2 separate regions of the Mus musculus genome follow, and region 2 is linked to region 1. A link is a loop called in an ENCODE intact Hi-C map of the cell type or tissue named here. Cell type or tissue: heart. All regions are shown on one strand.

Region 1 (8,000 bases):
CTCTCCCCTCCCCCTCCTCCCCCTCCCCTCCCCTTCCCACTCCCCCTCCTCCCCTCCCCCTCCTCCCCTCTTCCCCTCCCCCTCCTCCCCCTCCTCCTCCAGATTGTACCAACTCAAACCATTTTGCCCAATGGCCTTCTTGCCATTGCGGTTTTGGCTTTGGTGGTGCAGGGGCGAAGGGAGGCCCCTATGGATGCTGTGTAAGCCCCACCCCCGGGCTGTGTTTCCAGTCCTTTTAATTTTTGCATTAATTTTTTTTATTGCATTTCTTTGTTTTGTGTTTGGGGGCTGTGCTGTGTGTGCAGAAGTCAGAGGCTAACTTTTGGGACTCCAGTTCTCTCTTTCTACTAGTTTGACCTGGAAATCAAACTCAAGTCATCGGGCTTAACAGCAAATACTCCAGAGCCATTCTGACTGCCCCATCTATTTTTATATTCTTTGTATGTTCATGTGCGTGCACCTTGTGTGGAGGAGGCACCCAGTGCCTTTCCTAAGGAACTGTCCACTGGGTTTTGGTAAGAAACCAGGATTCTCACTGGGACCTGTTTGGTCCTGCCAACTGGGCTACGCTAGCTGGCCAGCAAGCCTTAGGGACCCCATAGCCTTTGCCCTCTAAGCACTGGGGTTACAAGCATGCCCCCTCCCAAACCTAGCTTTTTACCTCCATCCGGTGGAATTAACTCCTTGTGCTTGGGCAGTGAACTTTGATTCTTACATTTCTACAGACTAAGGTACCTTCCTAGCTCCGCATCAAAAACAAATCGATTTGAGACAGGGTCTCACTAAGTTGCCTAGGGCTGCCTTTGAACTTGTGATCCTCCTGCCTCAGCCCCTGAAGTAACTGGAATTACAGTTAGGCATCACCAGGTCCAGTTCAAATGGCGTTCTTGACCACTGACATTGACCTAAGAGTGGCCTACACAAGATCTTGTAAATCAGTGGTCCTCAGCCTTCCTAATGCTGCGACCCTTTAATGAAGTTTCTCCTGTTGTGGTGACCCCTCAACTATAAAATTCTTTTTGTTGTAATATAACTATCTGTGTTTTCTAATGGTCTTAGGTGACCCCCATGAAAGAACCATTCAACCACACCAAAGGGGTTGAGACCTACAGATTGAGAACCGCTGACTTAAATTTTTACTGACCTTATAGGAAGGGAGCACAGGCTAGCCCCATCTTGGCTGGACTGTATGGGAAATTATACCAGAGTGGCCCTCACAGTACACATTTGGGTTCCTTGGGCGGGTCTGAAATGACCTCTTGAAGCTGGGAGCCTAGAAGTGCCTCCTGACACCTAAGAGACAGTGAGGAATGAAAGTGTTGTGTGTCTTTAGCTCATATCAAATCCCATCTAATCCCTGCCATATTTGTTATAACTATAACTATATATATGCATATATATACACATGTACATATATACACATATACATTATATATGTATGTATATATATATATATATATGTGTGTGTGTGTGTGTGTGTGTGTGTGTGTGTGTGTGTGTGTGTGTATTTTTTTAAACCCATATCCATTCCTTCTCCACCCAGGCCAGCCTTGGCAACTGTGAGACCTGGCCTCAAACACACAGTTCCTTTCTGAGCCTTGAAATCCTCTCCCTGGACTATACCCAGGAGCTGTGACTGTCACCTCTATGACACGCTAGCCTACTGTCTATGGTCAAAGATGGGTCTGTGTCTTTTTATTTTGTGTGTCTGTGGCAGGTTGGGGGATACATATGCATTGTGGGTGCTTCTTGAAACCAGAACAAGGCATCAGATCCCTTGGAACTGGAGTTACAGACAGTTGTAAGCCACCACGTGGTGCTGGGAATAGAACCTAGGTCCTCTGAAAGAGCAGCCTATGATCTTAAGCACAGAGCCATCTCTCCAGTCTGTATACTTTAATTTTTGACGCTGTGTCTCTTACTGAGCCTGGAGCTCATCAATTTGGTTGGTGGGCCAATGGATTTTTGTCTCTGCTCTCCCATCCTCCGCCCAGGAGTTAGAGGTGTACATAGCCACCGTCTGCCTTGTATGTGGTTTCTGGGAGTCCTCATGATTGCACCACAGCCCCTCTACTATCGACTGAGCCCCTCTACTGACTTAGATCGCTTAAAACCTACTTTAATAAGGGTTCTTAAATGCTTCAACCTCCCTTCTAGCCAACACCCTCCAGAAGTAGTGGGAAAGAAAGGTTAATAGGGCAAAGGGGGATGTGGACCTGTTTAGAAATAGTTCTTTGGGAGCTATTCCAGTCTTCGTTGTCAGCAGTCCAACATGACTCAGCAAAACACCAACATGACTCAGCAGCTGAGTCCAGCCCGCTCGGCCATCACCACTCACAAATCAGCAACAGCGGTTCGATCCGGCAATCAGCCCATGTCTAAGGAAGCTCAAGAAGCCACCAGTATATCATGAGAAGTTCTTTGGCAAGTTACTCTCTAAGAAGTCACGACAAGTGAAGATCAGCAATGCTATGCAAGGAGAACCAACACGTGTGGGTCACCAACTAGTAAGGTAGAGCAAGGCGAACCAATGCCAGAGACTCCCCCCACTGTCTGTAGGGTCACATTCATATTCTTTCCAAACATCGTGCATCCTCTCAGATGTCTGCTTCACCAAGACATTCTCTCACCTGTGTCTGCTTCAGCAAAGCATCCTTTCACCTGTCTGCCCGGGCAAAACATCATATGAAGTAACTGAGTTTCCAAAGAACCCAGAAATTTCCACTTCACTCCCCAGCCCATCCATGTTGAGGAAAATTAGATGAGCTGTCCAAGGTGGGATAGTCAAAGCCTCACACAGCCTTTCTCTCTTCCCACTGGCTTCTCTGAGACTGGGAGTTCCTCTTGAATGTCCCAAGAGTAGGAAGTCTGCCCACAGACACTACCTACGCATGCACCACTTAGTCCTTAGATACTAACGGATGCCACAACCTCCAGAAAGCCTTCAGGGACTTCCTGTTGGCCACTCAGTAGCCCTTGCATATGCCCCCCCCCCCCCAAACTGTCCTTTATCTCCTGTGTGAGGGACACAGACGTTCAGTCTTGTAACTCTACTGTGGCCGCTAATAAAGAAAGACACAAAGTTATTCAGAGTTCCCCAGCTGAGCCAGAAGGCTGAGGTTCAGGCAAGGCATGCACTGGCGGAGCCTGGACTGGAACTCAGGCCTCCGCTCTCTGTATTATCTTTCAGGGTTTCCGGCTTGACCCAGAGAGTGCTGCGGAGACCCTTAATCACTGTTGCAGCCCCCTCTTCCTATCCCTGATTCTCCCTTTCACCCTCTTCCCCACCGGTGCCTCCGTGCCTCCCCCCCCCCGCCCGCCCCCCTTCCTGGGCTCAGCCTCCTCTGTCTCCTGTAAAGATTTGGAACTGTACCCTCAATCTCTGTAATACACAGATCGTGCCACTAGAGGGAAGACACAGAACATGAATCGGGATAAAAGGTGTGCGCTACCACATCTGGACCTGTGACTAAAGGGCTTTGAGAAACCTCTCCGTTAGCAGATTGTGGCAGGAGAGGTGGTGGAGGTTGTGGCTGTGGCTGTGGCTGTGGCTGTGACTGTGGCTGTGGCTGTGGCTGTGGCTGTGGCTGTGGCCGTGGCCGTGGCTGCGGCTGCGGCTGCGGCAGTCAAGACTGTTCACCCAGCCAAATCTCCTTGTACTGCTAATAAGCACCAGGCATCTCTACAGTGGGGCTATCTCAAGCATACCATGCTCCCCTGTGTTTGAAATCATCAGCATCTCCACCCAGCTGCCTAAGCTTAAAGTCAGGGTACCCTCAGCTTCAGCTTCCCCCTCTCTCGGTCTCTCCACTCTGCGTGGCTCCTGTTCGTGCAGCAGTTTATATTTTAGCCCTCCAACCTCTCTCCGCGGCCACTCTTGTGCCCTAACGAGGCCAAGTGGCTCTTGAACTCTGCAGTTGGAATGAGGTGGGGCGCTTCAAAAACTTCAGACGCCCATCAACACACACCTGAAACCAACAGAGTGGGGGTGCCTGGGGCAGGCGCCAGGTGCAGGGCTTTTGAAAGAGCCCCACCCAGATGGCTGCAGCGGGAGGCCAAATTTAGACACAACCCTGAGACCAGACTCTCTCAATGTGTTTACACCTGGGATGCTCCAGCCCATCTGTCAGACCATTGTGTAACATGACTGCTTTTCCTAGAATTCAAAAGAATTATCTGAAGGCTCGCACTGCCTACACACTCACTCTCTGGTCCTGCTTTCCTCAACAGATGCCCTGCAGTTTCTGTCCACGACAGCTTGAGCACAGCAGCTTTTCACTGGTAGAGGTTACTTTCAAAACAAAGATTTAATACCGGGCATGGTAGCGCACACCTTTCAGCCCAGCACTCTGGAGGCAGAGGCAGGCAGCTCTCTGAGGCCAGTCTGGTCTACAGAGTGAGTTCCAGGATAACCAGGGCTACACAGTGAGACAGACCATGGGTAAGGGGGTGGGGAGACCCTTCCTTCTGGTGCACATCTTTGCCCCCAGCACTCAGGAGGCGGAAGCAGGCGGATCTCTGTGAGTGTCAGGCCAGACGAGGGTACACAGTGAGGTCCCGCTGTGTATGGTTATGTGCGTGTGTGTGCAGGTGCCCTCAGAAGCCAGAGGCTTTGGATCGCTCTGCAGCTGGAGTTGCACGACTGTTGGGAACTGAACTCAGGACCTCAGCAAGAGCAGGGAGTGTCCTTAACTGCTGAGCTGTCTCTGCAGCCGCAGAGGTAGGCTGTAATTCCTTGAACTTTGTTCAAAGTTGTGACTGTTTTGTAGGTCATCGGTTTAGAGCAGCGGTTCTCAACCTGTGGGTTTCAGCCCCTTTGGGGGATCACCGAATACCTTCTGCATACCAGATGTCTACATTTCAATTTGTACCCAGCAAAACTACAGTTATGAGGTAGCAACAAAAATAATTTTATGGATGGGGTCACCACAACATGAGGAGCTGCATTAAGAAGGTTGAGAATCACTGGTTTAGGGGGGTTCCCATAGCAACACATTATTTTCTTTTTGTGTGGATTTAACTGTCAACACCTCTGTTGTTAGAAGCCATTTTGTACTGTTTTCTACTTGGAATTTCCAAACTCTGGCTCATAACAACCCAAAACACTCCAGCTACAGAGAACACTGCAATGGTTAGGGGTTTTGTTTAGTTTTTTTGTTTGTTTGTCTTTTTGTTTTTGGTTTTTTGGTTTTGTGAGTCAGAGTCTCATTGTGTAGCCCAGGCTACCCTCACAAACTTTTTCTTCCTGAGTCAGGATCTCAAGTGGCCTAAACATGCTAGGTAGCCAAGGATGACCTTAAATTCTTGATCCTCCTGCCTCAGCCTTGGCTAGGATTGCAAACATGCCATACCATACTTGGTCTCTGCCCTGATTTTTGTTTGGTCCAGGACCTTTCTGGAGAGTTCTTCTTGGGTTACAGGGTTCTGTCTGAGGTGTCGAATTTCGGTGAACCAGATTGTGGTAATACACAGACTCTTACATGCAAATCAGTTCCTCTCCATTCCTGGTGCTTCTCTGATGTCCACGTTTGAATTAAAAATGAAATACTTGTTTGGCCAGCACTCATTTCTCCAGGGACCTGGCTCTTCCCACTAGAAGAGAGCAGAGTTTTAAAAATAGTTATAATAAAGAACTTGCAAAAAAAAAAAAATCACACACCAAATTCAACCAACCCAAAGTTTGTCAGTGAACTTCTAACTAGTGTGAAGCTATGAAGCTTCACACTGGATTCACACTGTCACTATGGGATATATTTTAGGCACTTATCTACCACAATATGAAAAATCCACGACAGAATTGAAACTAAAGAACAGAAACAACAACAGAAACCCAATGAGCTTTTATTAACTTTTTTTTGTCTTTTTAAAAGATTTATTTATTTTCTTTAGGTATGTGAGTACACTGTCGCTCTCCTCAGACACACCAGAAGAGGGCATCTGACCCCATTACAGATGGTTGTTAGACCTGCAGCAAGCATCCTAACCACTTGAGCAGTCATGTTAACTCCAGACCAAGGCAAACTTCTCAGTACTGACTGCCCCCACTGGACTCCAGGTCACCAGCAAGAAACAGGAACCCTTCTGCCCTGAAGACCTCACACCTTCCCTCCTTGGTCTTGCCCTTGGAGTGCAGGTGGGGAACAGATGTTCTTAGACTCAGTTGTCCCTCGGATCCAGGTTTGATCCTCCTGGCAGGGGATGAGGGATAAGGGGCACGTGCATCCCAGACGCAATCATGGAAACAGGCAGGATCCATTTGAGACAAATTTGTAAAAGTTACACTTCTGTTCAGAGTTGGACATTTCTGTGTCAGTGGGCATTGTGCGGCGTCCAGATGTGACCTCCATGCAGGCAGGCTGCCCCTGGCCTGGACTTCTCCAGAGGCTGTCAGTGTTGCTTACACTGAATTATGTTGATGGCCCAGTCGTGATACTTTGTATCCCCATACTTGGGAGGCTAAGCCAAGAGGGTTATGAGGGGCAGCCTGGGTTATAGAATTTATATGTATGTGTATATATATATATATATATGTATATATGTGTGTATACATATATACATATATATATATACATACACACACATATATATTAGACACACACATATATATATTTACACATATATGTATACACACACATATATACATATATATATATACATACACATATGGTTATACATATATACATAATGAAATACATACATACACATACATATATGAATATACATATAATGAATATATACATATATACATAATGAAATATATGTTTATTTTTGTACACATACATATGAGTATAATATAAATAATGAATATATATACATATATAATGAAGTACATATATATACACATACTTATATAAATATACACATATAATGCATATATACATGTATATATAATGAAATACGTGTGTGTATGTGTGTATATAGGTACTTATCTGTCATCTCATCTCAGCACTTGGGAGGCAAAAGCAGCCAGCTCAGTCACATGATGAATTTGATGCTAGCCTGGTTTATCCAACCGTGTCTGAAAAAAGAAACACAGGGCACTGCCAAGACGGCTCAGTGGCTAATGGTGCATGCCGCCAGCCAAGCATAACCACCTGAATGGTGAAAGGAGAGAGCCTCTTCCTGCAAGGTGCCCTCTGACCTCCACACTTGGGCTACGGCAGCCTGTGCACACATACATAATAAGTAAATGCAATTTAAAAAATAGTTTGTATCTCAGCTGGGTGGTGGTGGCACGAACCTTTAACCCCAGCACTTGGGAGGCAGTGGATCTCCAAGTTCAAGGCCAGCCTGGTCTACAGGGCATGTTCCAGGCCAGTCAGGACTCAGAGGGAAAACCTGTCTTGAAAAACAAAACAAACAAGAAATTGTGTCTCATGGAAAGGGTGCATTTGTTTCCTGCAACTTTTTAACCTAGTAACATCATTACCATTTTGATGTTTGTACAATGGCAAAACTGCCCAGTGAGTTCATTTCTCTGGGCCCTATCCCTAAGGCTTGGATAAGGACACCCTGAGCCTTATTTACCATAGAAGACCTACCTGTCTGGTATTTAATGTGAGCCAGTTCAGTGCTTAAGAAAGCATACACTCTTATTGCCTAGGGCCAGCCACAGCTCTAGAGGAGACACACCACTCATTTTTGGTTTCCATGGACACTGCATTCACATGCAGAAGCCACACACAGACATCCACATATGCATATCATTTTTAAAAAGAAAAATAAAATCCTCTTCTTTAATATGAGTCACATTGGTGTGACGGTGCGCATCTATTGCCTTATCTACGATGACAGCCAGGGTAGGAGGAAGCCTGGATAGCAACACAAGTGTTTGTTGGTTTGTTTGTTTGGTTTGGTTTGGTTTGGTTTGGTTTGGTTTGGTTCTGTGAAAGTGTAAAATTGGAGGGAGACTTGCTCTTTTACCAGAGGAAATCAACAATGCTCTCCAAGTCCGCTGCTTTTACTTAGCATGTAGCTCATGGCTCTCTGAAACACTAAAT
Region 2 (8,000 bases), 140 kb after region 1:
TGAGGGCGGGAGTGTTCAGTAGGATTGACTGGACTGGGCTTTGGTGCGACATCATGCACAGGGGGAGGGAGCTTGGGTGGGCTCAGAAGGTGTGATGGGCATGAGACCGGCTTTGTAGATTTTTCTCCCGCTGCAGGAGGCAGAGGGACTCTCTGGGCCAGCATTGCTGAAAAAGAGAGTCCTGTGGTTTCCTGGAATGTTTTTAGGGGGCATAGGGCTTCCGCTAAAAAGCACAAGCAGGAATAAGAAAGGCTTAGTATGTTGTATTCTCCCAGAACACAAATCTTCTACCAGGCGCAAACCCGGAGCTGAGAGCAGCTGGGAACTGTCCAGAGTTTTATAGCAATCCTTCATTTTAATGGTGTCCTTTTTTTATTGGCTGATTTTATGTATAAGGAAGGATATTGACATTCTATTTATCATGATCTTTCCTTTTCTTTGGGTTTTCCAAGACAGAGGAGTCTCACTGTGTAGCCTTGGCTGGCCTGGAACTCACCATGGAGACCAGGTCGGCCTCCAGCTCACAGAGATCCTCCTGTGTCTTCCTCCCAAGTGTTGGGACCAAAGGTGTGTGATACTGTGCCCAGCTATTGTGATATTTTCAATAAATAAATTGGAGTCCCTTTTAAGAAGCCGGTGAATGACTGACTCACGGCTGCCCTGCCTGAAGAAGCTGGTGGGGTGGCTGGGTTTGGAGAAGAGGTGATAGGGCCTTTGACCTTGTGATGTCGGGGATTTTTCTCAGACAGGGTGCTGGGAGGTGAGGTACAGGCTTGGACCCCTTGCCTAGTGCTGTGGGGAGCTCTAGGCACCCCAATACTCTGAACCCCAAGGTCAGCTTTTGGGGTGGGGGTAGAGTCCTTAGGATGACTGGGGGCGGAGTGTGTAAGGAGTGAAAGAATGGAGTGTATTGAATGTCTGAGGTCTGTCTTGCTCAGGGGCTCAACCCAGGGGCTGCTCAGGTTCGTTCGTCCAGCCATCAGCAGCTCTCAGAAGTCCTGGCCATAGTGAGCTCTCCTTAGCAGGTCTCAGGACCAGGGAGCCCTGATTTCCTGACAGGAGACATGGGTTTGGCTGGTGCTCTCTCTCTCTCTCTCTGCAGTCGTGGTTGTCCTAGAACTCACTCTGTAGACTGGCTGGCCTGGAGGTCCCAGCGCCTGGATTAAAGGCATGTGCCACCACCACCCTGCAGATCTTGAATTCGAGTCTTCACCGGAGACTGCCTGAGAGAGGCAGTAGGTGGGTGGCCTTTCAGGTCTGGTGGGCTCAGGGTGATGGCTCCAGGAGAATGAAGCCTGAAGACCCAGCCTGCCTTGGTACCAGCAACCTCCCCCTCCCAGGTCCCTGAGGGTAACTGTGTGTGGCCAGGGGTGGCTGACGACTGCAGATGCTATTCTCTTCTCCTGACCTTGCTCTTCTGATTGAAACAACCTCCCTCAGGCCATGTGCCTGTCCACTGCTCCCTGGGGCTGGGATCCTCTGTCAGGGTGGATCCCTCACCAAAGGTTTCCTGAGTCTTCTGCGCATGACAGGAGGGGACATGGGCGCATTCTTGGTGGAAAAGGAGTGTAGCTGTCAGCTGCTCGCGATCTCAGCTGTTCACAGTGACATCTCACACCCTCGCAGGTCGGCCTGCTCCCTTCCCCAGCCACAATAGACTGCCTGCCCCCATCCTGCTCCCCAGAGCCATCTTGTTTCTCAGGGTCCTCTTTCAGTCTGCGGGACTTGTTTCATGCATGGAATACCTTAAGGGATGCGAATTAGGGTCCTCATGTAACACACTGGAGCGTCACAGTTGAAAGGGGCCTTTGTGGAAACGCAGTCTCCTTTTCTAAAGTCAAAGAGTCCACACCCTGTGAAGAGAATCCATGTGTCATTGAAGACAGTGAGCAGGCTTTCAGGTTCCGAAGAGAGACCCAGAGGCAGCAAGGTCTCACCTGGAAGTGAGCAAGGCGGCCACGGCAGACCTACTGCAGTTAGGACACAGGGCAAAGGGAATTGGGGCTGTGTCCTGACTCTGTGTCCTTGGCCTCTGGGTTCATTGACACTGCTCTGTTTGATTCTTCAACCATAGGTCTGAAAGTGCTAAGACGACCTGATCCAATCCAGGCAGAGGTGCCCGGCCCTGCCCTTGGAAGGGTGGCCTGTGTGGTCCAGGGCTTAGAGAGCCCAGGCTGGCTTTGAATTTGCAATGCTCTTGCTTCAGCCTCCCAAGTAGCAGGGATTATAGGCATGCGATGCTGTGACAGTGCTATTATCATTGTTTTATTATTTGGGGATTGAGCCCAGGGCCTTGGCACGTGCTAGGCACACACACCTCTGAGCTACACCTACAATCCCCTTTCTGACTTTCATTTTATTTACTTTTCATAAGTTGTCCACTCTGGCTTTGAACTCACGCTGTAGTACAAGTGGGCCTTGAACTTAGGAGCCACCTCCCTCAACTTCTCAAGGAAATAGGAATACAAATTTATACCACCTGGGCCAGTTTCTTAGAATTTATGCCAATGTGAACAGACATGAATATTTGAACGTGTAGGTTTTTTTTTCATTTACTATATATACTAATTTATTTTATGTATGAGTGCTCTATCTGTATGTACATGTGCATACCAGAAGAGAGCATCAGATCACATTGCAGATGGTTGTGAGCCACCATGTGGTTGCTGGGAATTGAACTCAGACAGTGCTCCTAACTACTGAACCACCTCTCCAGCACCGAATTTTTCGTTTTTATATATCACAATAAGCTAAACACATTTCCCTTCTTTAGTTCTTGGCTATCTGGGCACATTTTATGGTCAAGAATTTCATTCCATGGGATTTTAGTATGGGGTGAGTTGTGGTCCTTTTTTTTTTACCTCAGCCATGTGGGGTACTATCACATAGACCCCCAAAAGAACCATAACCCCAAACTGGGTGTAGGTCATAGTGGAAATGCCTGCTTCTGGGTGTGTAACTCAGCAGGGTATAAACTTGGTCCTTGGCCCTGAGCTTCACAAACATTCTGGAAACACCTGTGTGCCAGCAAAAGCTGAGGGAAACAGCCGGAGTGCTTGGTTCTCAATTGGGTATCCTGTAGTCAGATACTTACATTACAATTCATAACAGTAGCAACATTACAGTTATAAAGTAGCAACGAAAATAATTTGATGATGATGGGGGGTGTCATCACCACACGAACCGTATTAAAGGGTCAGCATTAGGATGGTCACCTTCACCATATCAGCTGTCAAGTGCAAATATATTGGCCTGGCCTGTTCTTGCCCATAGCAGAGCTTAGTAGGTGGTTACCCATTTGGCACAGCCAGTGTCTGTCTGTCTTCCTCTGCCACCTTGTTTGATGAGCATCAGGGTTAAGGTGAAGGGAAGCCATGAGATAGAAAAAAAAAAAAAAATGTGCTTTTATATCTGTACCCACCTGGGAGAGACACAGGCTTGCCTTGTAAACCTGTGTTTTGAAAGTTGTCTCATCGCGCCACCTGGTGGAAAGTCTGCACAGGAGCATGGCTTCCTTCCAGGGAGATACTTGGAGGCGAGCACCTACAGTTTTATTCTAATCCACACTTAACTGTGGCTTCACCCTGGTCTGAGTCTAGCGTCAGGGAGAGTTACAAGCCTCCTGTCATTTTATCAAAGTGGACCTTTCCCTTTTCACCAGTGGGATGCAGGCTTAGGAGAGGAAGTCAGACTGGCTACTAAGATGCTCTCTTGGGTGTATGGTCTCCTCTCTACCCCTCAGTACAGGAAACCTGAAGCTGGCGTGCCTGGGGACCGCTGGGGGAGGATGAGTCATGGCTTCTCTTAGTGCCATTTCACAGCCTTGGTTATTTCTAGTCCACATTTCTGGTGACACATGAAGTGGCCCAGTGGGGGTCGGGGAGACTTGGTCCCTTTCTAGGGCTGTGTGCTCTGTAAGTAGGGGTGGCCAAACATCTAGCCCAGAACATCCAGAAATTGTCCACCAGCCCCTTTCAGCCCCTCCTAGCTTTGCTCAAGAGTGTGGTGCTCTATGGTTTTTTTTTTTTTAAATCAATGTGACACATGACATGGCTGTCATTTCTCCCAGGGTGCCAGTGACTTAGTGTTTGTCAGGCAGATCTGTTGCATCTCTGGGCAGGCGTGTCTCAGGTGCCCTGTCTGAGTGGGGGAGAGTGGATTACCTACAGCCATTGCTGGGCCCAGTAAGAAGTGTGTAGGTAGAGTCTGGGTTGAGGCATAGTGGCACAGAGAAGTGGTTTAAATCTGACCACAGCCTAAGGGACTCCAACGAAAGCTGCCGACGGTGTTAGGAATATTTAAAGTTCAAATTGCTTTTAAAATTCCAGTGTGTGTGTGTGGTGGGGGGAGGAAAATGTCTAAATCTGGTTACTACCTGTAGGGTATGGCTGTCAAGAAATTGGCCTGGGGTTGGAGAAACATCTCAGGCAGGCAACTGCTTTTCAAACATGAGGAGTTGGGTTTGATTCCCAGAACCTGCCCTCTCCGATATGTATGTACGCAAAGCCAGGCGTGGTGATACGTTTGTGATCCTGTGGTGGGAGGCAGAGACGGACATATACCTGGGGCTCACTGGCCAGTCAGCTTAGCCTCCTTGGCAAGTTCCAGACTAGTGAGAGACTCTGTCTCAAAAAACAAACAAACAAACCAGATTTGTGTCCATCTGCATCAGTCTGTGGGCATGCACGATTGTGCAGACACAACCCATTGTCATCGCCCCTTTAGTACACTAAGATGCAAAGGTCCCACAGAGCTTGCCTGGCCATCTCAATCAGTCAGAGGTAGAATTCAAGCCTGATCCTTTGGTCACTGACCCTGAAGTCTTTGAGTGGCATAGTCCTGGTTAGCCGGGGGCTGGACTTGAGGAGTCTCTGGTGTGGAGGCTGGGCCTCCTGGCTTTGAGTCCTTTCTCTCAGGCCTGTCTTTAACTGCTGACTCTAGAGCTGTGTCTGCAGATGGCCCTAAAGATTGGTCCCAGCTTGTCACCCCGGATTCATCTCTAACCTGCTTTATTCAGCAAGACTTCTGTCTCCTGCCAATTCCTTCCACTCAAGTGAATTTAACCAAAACCTGCCCAGACTCCTCTGACCCAGGTTCCTATTGGCTAATGGGGAGACAGCCTGTTCCTTACTAATTCTAGGCATGTGATTCAGAGGGTTTGGAGGGCAGAGAAGCAATTAGGTAACTGAAGTTCTTAAAACAGAATAAATGGCCCCTCAGTCTTCATAAAAGCCAAGAGCAGACAATACAGTTCTCAAGAATGATGGCCACCCCAGCGTTGCCTCAGAATCCACAATAGCTGCAAAGCACCAGCCATCACACCCTTATTTCCAGCATGTAGGAAGAGAGCCAAAGATAATTCTCTGACCACTCAGGTTCACTCCTTCTTGTCATATGGTCCTTCAGCAGCTTTGCTGTGAGTCTGTCAGTTTGATGTCTGTCCATCTCCTGACTCTCTTTTAGACCAGAAGCTCTGTGGGTTATTGCATCCAAACTACCTTTCCCGTCATTCTAGCCCTGCTGTCTGGTACAGTGCTTTGCATACAGCAAGTGCTCAGTAGGATTACAGGTGGAGGGAACAGCCAGGAGCCTGCTGTATACACGCTCTTGATAGGGCAAGAAGTTGGAAGATCGTCTAGATTAAGGGAGCATCATGATGAATGTGTTGCTGTGGACCAGGCTTCATCCTGGAAAGATGGAGCGTGAGAGCTTAATTTCCAGCAGACCCTGAGAGGTAGACCTGGCTGTGCCAGTGGGAAAACAGGACAAGGATGTTGTCACGCCAGACGGGAAAGCTGGGCTGTGAGCTTAGCTGCCCAGACTAAGGTCTACCATCCCCACCCACCAAACTGGTCTAGCACTAATCTCCCGATAGCCAGCTTCAGGAAGGGCCTGCATCTCTGCATTCTGAGTGGCTGTTCACTGTGGAGACCTTCCTGTGTCAAAGGGTGAAGAGGCCAGTCCCCACAGTGCCTTGTGGGTAGCTCTGGTTCCCAGCTATGCTCCTCTGATATATGTCTAGGAGCCCTGGGATCCTCTCCACATCAGAGGAGGGCAGGCTAGCTGCAGTGGACTGTCTCAGGCTTGATTGCACAGTAGTATTGTTGGGCCTAGCTCCTGCTTCTTGGCCAGTGGAGGTGGTGGGCCCTCTTGCACCAGGTTGCCTTAAATCACGTAGATGCTGAGAGACACATGGCACTGTATTTCTGGGGTGTTCTCCTTCCTCAGATTTGATGGAACTGTCCTCTGCAGGACAGGATAATGCTTGCTGTGTAAGCTGTCAAGAACCCCAATGGGGGAATTTCATACAAATTCCTTATCATGGACATGCATTGTAGCCCAGGGATGCCAATGGTTGGCTGAGGTCACATGGCCAACTGATGATCTGGGCAGGCTGTGTTCTGTGGTTCGTTCTATCACAGGACTCATATGGTCCCCAGGACACCAGAGGGTGATTAGAGATGGATCCTAGTCTCCCACCTGCTTGAAGAGATAGATTTGTCAGAGGCACAGTTGGGAGAGACCACTAGTCACTGCTGCCTTGCTTCCAGAGACCACCAGCAGGTGGTGCTACTTAGCTTCTAGGAAGAAAAGGACCAGCCAACGTGTCTGAGAGTAATTGGAGCCAGAGGCAGGCTTTGCGGGTGAGCTCGCACCCTGTGCTTGAGCACCCAGGGTCAACGGAGGACCTGAGGGACCCAGCTAGGCTTGTTCTGATTCCAAATCCTTCTGAATTTATCATCGATGGAGCAGCACTAGAGAATTACTCATGCTGAGTGAGTGACCTAGAGAGATGGAATACATCCATAAAGACTTTCAATATGGTGGCACCTTGCTACAACTGCTCATCCTTCTGGGCTTTAGGCCAGTTTCTTTATCTGTTTCATCTCAGCTCCTGGCCCATTCCCTCATATAGCTTCAGAGAGATGGCCTAGAGCCTGGCCTGGATCGAGATATTCTCTCTCTCTCTCTCTCTCTCTCTCTCTCTCTCTCTCTCTCTCTCTCCAACCCTCTCCCTCTTTCCTTTTCTCCTCCTCCCACACCTTTCTTTACTCTAGTCTCCAGGGACCCTGCAGGTCTAGCTCCACCCCCATTACCTCATCTGCAATGTGGCAAACCAATACCAATGGGTTTCTAGGATGTGGTTTCCATGGTGACCATGCATCTCCTGCCTCCTGGTGTTCAGCCCTGGGCAGGTTGCCTTGGAGATTCTCACCTCATTGAGAAGTGATTTGTGGCTTTTTTTTTTTTTTTTTCTATATTTCAGCAGCTTCTATTTAGGGACAATGGAGCCCAAATGGTTCTTTCTCAATCATAGTAAACCAGGATGCCTCTCCCAGAGCATTTTCCCAGCCATGATGTCCCAATGTGTTTTGTTAAAACAAGGTTTCCCTGCAAACATCCCCCTCTTATGCTGTCACTGTAGTTTTAGGATCGGAGCTTGTACACTGGCAGCCCTAAGGAGCTAGGCTTAGCCACCCATCCTCCATAGATCGATTACAGAGATAAGTACCAATGGAAGTGGAGAGAAGAGATGCACACAATACGGCCACCCTGAAAGGAAACAGACAAAGAGGTCCTGTGACCCTCAAGTCCACACTTGAAGCAATAACATGTTGTTTCAGTTTAACTAAAGCACTAGAGGTGTGCATAGTGGAGTGACCCTGGCCAGGGCATGTGGTCCGTCCCATCACCCTTGTTTCTGCTCCAAGTCTTTTCTGCAAGGTGGGCAGACAAGCAGTCAGAGTCGTGATCAATTGCTGGTGATGGCCAGGTTCCTCCTCTGGCTACATCACACTTCAGTCTTTTCCTTCTACCGGTGTGAAGTTCCCCGGGGTCAGTGGTTTGAATAATAGTCTACCAGCCAAGGGAGGGACACCATCTCTCTTCCCAGTATCTTTGTTCTGCCAAGGGTTTGTGCAACATCATGCACAAAGCACTTCGGCAGCCCCAGGTGGGTGGTCACAGAGAAATGTGTCAAAATGGACCTACTTTCCTTC

The links. Hi-C counts contacts between places; a loop is a spot of excess contacts. Peaks named below come from ENCODE experiments on the same cell type or tissue, not always from the same donor. Only the 100,000 strongest peaks of a DNase experiment are listed, where the experiment ranks them.
Region 2: a loop joins it to region 1, with 7 times the contacts of the local background. A loop is called at or near these places in 27 of 42 quality-filtered maps.

Annotation. Positions count from the first base shown.
Region 1 is chr10:62,238,544-62,246,543 of GRCm38, reverse strand. No RefSeq gene overlaps it. Among named protein-coding and RNA genes, the nearest start is that of Tacr2, 9.9 kb to the left of the region's middle. In heart, CTCF peaks have their summits at 3,201, 3,406 (motif pointing right) and 5,932 (motif pointing right); a DNase peak (open chromatin) is centred at 7,063; H3K27ac peaks cover 471 bases; H3K27me3 peaks cover 525 bases.
Region 2 is chr10:62,100,839-62,108,838 of GRCm38, reverse strand. Fam241b (family with sequence similarity 241, member B) reads left to right here. Exons shown (of 4, transcript NM_027251.4): 4 at 1-1,183. Among named protein-coding and RNA genes, the nearest start is that of Fam241b, 6.2 kb to the left of the region's middle. In heart, CTCF peaks have their summits at 3,487 (motif pointing left) and 6,552 (motif pointing right); no DNase peak of the experiment used is centred here; H3K27me3 peaks cover 5,805 bases.